Regions from separate parts of the Mus musculus genome. Here region 1 is linked to region 2. The links are chromatin loops, found by intact Hi-C in ENCODE. Cell type or tissue: gastrocnemius. All regions are shown on one strand.

Region 1 (2,500 bases), 64 kb before region 2:
ACACATTTCCTTCCTTCCTTGCTTGCTTCTTTCCCTTTTTCTTCTTCCCATTTTCTTCTTCTTCTTCTTCTTCTTCTTCTTCTTCTTCTTCTTCTTCTTCTTCTTCTTCTTCTTCTTCTTCTTCTCCTTCTTCTTCTTCTTCTTCTTCTTCTTCTTCTTCTTCTTCTTCTTCTTCTTCTTCTTCTTCTTCTTCTTCTTTTCTCTCTCTCTCTCTCCCCCTCCCTCTCCTTTCTTCTCCTTCTCTCCAATCCATCCAACAAAATCCATACATTTATCTTTCTTCAGCTATCTATCCATCTATCCATCCATCCATCCATCCATCCATCCATTCCATCTATCCACCCATCCATCCAGTCATCTATCCATCCATTCCATCCATCAGTCCCATCCATCCATTTACCCTCTCTCCTTCCTGGCTCCCTCCCTCCTTTTCTCCCCTTTTTCCTCCATTCCCTCCTGTCAGTCCATCCATGCACACCTCCATGCATTCACATGCTCACTCACACATTGATTGAGCAAACACCCACGGGGCATCTCCTATAGCCCAGACATGCTCAGGTAACCGAGGCAGAATTAGTAAGCAAATAAACTTACATGCTAGGAGGAAGAAACAGACAATATGGAATAAAAGTAAATATGTATTCTACATACTTTGCTTGGAGGTGGTAAATGCCTGAACATTAAAGCAGAAAAAGAAAAGGTCACAAGAAGGAGCTAGGATCCTTCTTACTAGGGAAAGGTACTCAGAGTAGGCAGGTCTACCAGTTAGCCGTCCCCTAGCACGCGGCATAGGAGTGAAACACTCACTTTCAGGAGGAACTGCTCCCTCTCACTTTTGATCTGCTGCTCCATCTCCTCATAGAGATGCTGGATTTCTTCATCGTAAGCAGCAATTTTCCTGGAGGGACAAATGAAGAAGCTGACAGGGTTTCCCCAAGATCCACTTATCCCACAGCCATAGTTCCTGGAGCTGAGACCCTGGGGCCATGAACAGTTGAGGGACTGTGTAAGTCAGGCCAGCCAAGGCTCAGTCCTTCAAGGCTGACTAACCAGGCAAGGCTGCTGTTCACAGAGGCCAGCTACATAGACTGTGGTTGCTAAAAGGCATCGTGAGCCTGCTGTCTTCCAGATCAGTGCCAGACCACCAGGGCACTTCCCAATACAGATACACCCCACATTTCTTCCTTGACTCTGCTTTACTCTGAGCCCTGGTCTCCTGCACTTTCAATCCCTACGCTGATACCTCTGCAGGTAGACAGTCTGAAACTGCACCCGGTAGGGATCCTTCCTGCTCAGCACCTCAGTGAATCCCATTCCAGTTTGGGGGCCTTCTCTACTTTTCTACACCAAGCCTGACACTGTACCACCAGAGGGCGCTAGTGCAATTGTGAGCTTAAGTCCACACTGTTCCCAAAGATTTCCTGAGGATGAAGGTCTATGCAAAGGAAGGGGTCTCATGCCATCCCGGGCACAGGGCCAGAGATGCACAGCAGGAGGCTGGTGGTGCTGGTTAATGGCTGGGGATGACACTGAGGTGACCTATTCCTGCTCCATCTCTCAGCAACCTCTCCGCAGCATGAGAGCCCATAGGGCATGAAGTGAGTAGGGGGATAAGCACATGCCACTATACCTGGATGTTTCTCCTCCCTCCCTCCGTTCCTCTCCCTCTTCCTCTCTCCCTCTCCCTCTCTCTCTCCTTTTCCCTCTTCCTCTCCCTCTCTTTCTTATGTGGTTTCTGAGAATGGAACTACTCAGGTCCTGGTGTTTTTAAGGCAAGCTCTTCCCCAACAGAGCTACCTTCCAGGCCATGGTAGCAACATTTTCACAACTTTTCTCTGGCCATGCATGGAGAACCTCCCCTCTGGCCCTCACTTCCTATTCTTTCCCCTCTCTTGTAGAAAGAACTCCAGCTTGGCATTGTGGCTCTCAAGAACCATTTTGAAGGTGTAGTGCACACACACACACACACACAATGTCACTTGCAACACTAAACTCCAAGCTGGCAGGCCCACTGTGACCTTCACACTGTGACCTTCATGGATGGTCATGCTACTAACAGAGGAAGCAGCCTCATCTTCAGCTCTAAGAAGTACTGGGAAGATACCTGGACAAACGTAAAGGATAAGAATGTAACTACTCCCCTGAGCCCTCCACCCTTTCACCCTCGTCCCATGTTCACTTTGGACTCCCATCTAAGGCCAGGCTTCCATTATTGTTCCAGGCTTTTCCATGGCCCAGTCACTGTCCTATCTTCTTCTTCAGGGAGTGGGCTTCACCACATGTAAACACTAAGTAAGCAACACGGATAAACCATTTTGACTGGCATTTTTCCAGCTCTTGAGAAACCAAGCGCTGGACCCAGACAAAAACACTGGCTTGAGAGCCATGGTCCCAGACAGCATCTCAGACTCTGAATTCCAGCTCACTGCTCTCCCCAAAGCCAGAAACTTGAAGCAATGGCACAGTGGTTTCGGGTTGTGCTCAGCGAAGATGCCGGTCT
Region 2 (2,500 bases):
ATCCGCAACTACAACTGTCACCCACCCACCTACCAAGCTCTTTGTACAGCATCTCTGGTGCCACCCCTCACTCTGCATTCCACCCAGCCCTGCTCAAGCGTACACAGTCACCTTCCCAGGTCTCTTGCAGCCTCGAGCATGGGTGGCTTCCACCTCTGTCACAGATGTTGTAGGCTTCTGAGCCCCGTTCCAACAGAAGCCATCATGGTACCCCAGGACTGACCCTAATGCTCAGACTCCCTGGTCAAACATTCAAGGCCCTCTTGCCCTCTGCCCCAGGCACTGCCCCTTAATGCATCGAGCCTGCCATTACATCCCCTGGTTCTTCAGCACAACTTCAAGAGGTGTCCCTCCAAGAGCATCCACACTTAGCTTCTTCCTCAAGATCTGAAGGCCACATCTGGCTTGTCATGCCTGCCCCGCTCCTTCCAGAAGGAACAGCACCACCTCCTCCAGACCCCCCGAGCATCGCAGTGTAATATTTCAGAAAAGCCAAGGGACCTCTGGGTCACACCTCTTTATTTTTTAATTTCTTTTTTTTTTTTTTTAGCATCCCCAGACAAAACATTGTAGGGTAGCTTTCATAGACGACTATTATCCATAAGGACATGCATATTCATTCCTCCTAAAGAGGGCCATGAACCTGACCCCTCAAACTGAACTCTGACTTTGTGTGGACACACTGTCCTGGCTGCACACCCCTTTGCCTGCATCACTGATAACACTACTTCTTATGTACCAGCTTCTTCCAGAAATAAGGGACTCACCACCTTATGCGATGTGCCAATCAGGTTCTACCTCTTGGCCTGTCACCTTTGTAGACAGCCACTCATTGACACTTTCTGCCTTCTGAAGTCAAAGGCTAATACAGTAGGGATCCCTGGTTTCCTCCACAGAGGCAAACTGGGCAGGTTCCCTTTAGGGGTTGTGTGGTTAGTGGGAAGACGTGTGGATTGTGAGACTTTCCTGAAATCAAGGGTAGACATCACTGTGCTCTGGTACACAATTATGTGGTACACACGTATGTGCTTACACACAATACACACGCGCACACACACACACACACACACACACACACACACACACACACCACATCTGGGACAGATACAGCACAAGGTCATTGAGTCATACAGCCAGATCACAGGACAAATGGGGATCAGGAGGAAGCTACACCCCAGGATCCCTCCACCTCATCTCTCCCTCTGCTCTGGGAAGTTTTTGGTCTTTTTTTTTTTTTTTTTTTTTTTTTTTAACTGTCTCTCTGAGTTTATTTCCCTGTGAGGTAGCAATTCTTACCCCTGTGCTGGGCCCACGTGCCAGCGGCTCCCAGCAGCTCCCCCTGCTGTCCAGCAGTGTGAATTTCTAGTCACTTCACCAATAAAGTCTTAGTTTCCTCTGTAAAACAGTCTGGGTGTGACTGAAGGGTCCGAGGGGATGGGGGCTCTTTCTAAACCCTGGTGCTCCTAAGCTTTTATAGTCCCTTTTAGGGTGCAGGGCAGAGGGCCTAACCAGGCCTGGGGAAGCCAAGGCTGGGATGCTTGTCCCAGGGTGCATGCAGTCCAGGCCAGCCTCTCCTTGTGTTTTGCTGGTCTGCAGGAAGTGCGTTCTCTGCTGCCCAGCAGAGGGTTTGGGGCGAAGCCTCCCAAGACCTTCCTCCGATTACCTGCAGGGGCGTCCAGTGCGGCTGTCCGAGTTGTCCCCCTGCCTTCTGACTCGCAGCTGTCAGGAATTCGCCGGCCAGCCGGATCTGGTCCGCTGTCCCCGCCTCCGGCTGCATGGCTGGTCCAGCCCCAGCAGCGCCCCACTGCGCGCGCTCCAGGATCTACACCATACCGTGGTGTCCCAGCTTAGCGAAGCAACTTGTGACTGACTACTAAAGCCTGCAGTCTGGGTGGCGAGGGCGGGGCCGTCGCTGACTGGAGCCCAAGACTTCCTGTGCCCCCTCTTTGCTGGTCTTTGCCTTAGAGGACCCTTGCTCAATGAGCCAAGGGAGTCTGTCTCCAGAGCCTCTCTTTGCACTAAAAGCCAGGCACCAGTCTGGGCTTTGTGGACCTGCTAGAGAGAACTCATTCACCCTGAAAAACCGGCTTCAGCTGCTCTCTTTGCACTTAGAAACCAAGGGGATTTTGTTCTTGATGCTTGTCTGATCTTATGTATTCTAGGGTGGGCAGGAATGCGTGCTCAATTAAAGTCCATGCAACACGTGCCTTTAAACAAAGTATTCAATAAATCTTCAAAAACTTCCATGCTTGAAGATAGCCCTTCAGCCGAGTCCACTGCTCCCTACCAAGCTGTAAGCTCATCTTCCAGTTTCGCCACTCGACCCTCAAACATACAGCTCTGCACCAAAGCTGCTACCTGTTGCAAATACCAGGTGCCTTTTCTGGCTGCTAAGACCTCTATCTTTACCCAGAATTCCCCTCTTTCTTCTTTTCCCGTTGGAAACCTACCCATCCAGGCTCCATGAAATATCAGTTTAGGGACCTTTCCCCAAACACTG

What was found. Peaks named below come from ENCODE experiments on the same cell type or tissue, not always from the same donor. Only the 100,000 strongest peaks of a DNase experiment are listed, where the experiment ranks them.
Region 1: a loop joins it to region 2, with 2.4 times the contacts of the local background. A loop is called at or near these places in 2 of 42 quality-filtered maps.

What each region holds. Positions count from the first base shown.
Region 1 is chr6:127,624,233-127,626,732 of GRCm38, reverse strand. It overlaps Cracr2a (calcium release activated channel regulator 2A), which reads right to left. Exons shown (of 19, transcript NM_001368877.1): 7 at 808-898. Among named protein-coding and RNA genes, the nearest start is that of Cracr2a, 64 kb to the right of the region's middle. In gastrocnemius, a CTCF peak has its summit at 1,357 (motif pointing right); a DNase peak (open chromatin) is centred at 1,422.
Region 2 is chr6:127,560,585-127,563,084 of GRCm38, reverse strand. It overlaps Cracr2a (calcium release activated channel regulator 2A), which reads right to left and starts at 1,749. Exons shown (of 19, transcript NM_001368877.1): 1 at 1,664-1,749. In gastrocnemius, CTCF peaks have their summits at 1,349 (motif pointing left) and 1,808; DNase peaks (open chromatin) are centred at 1,345 and 1,764; H3K4me3 peaks cover 836 bases; H3K27ac peaks cover 434 bases.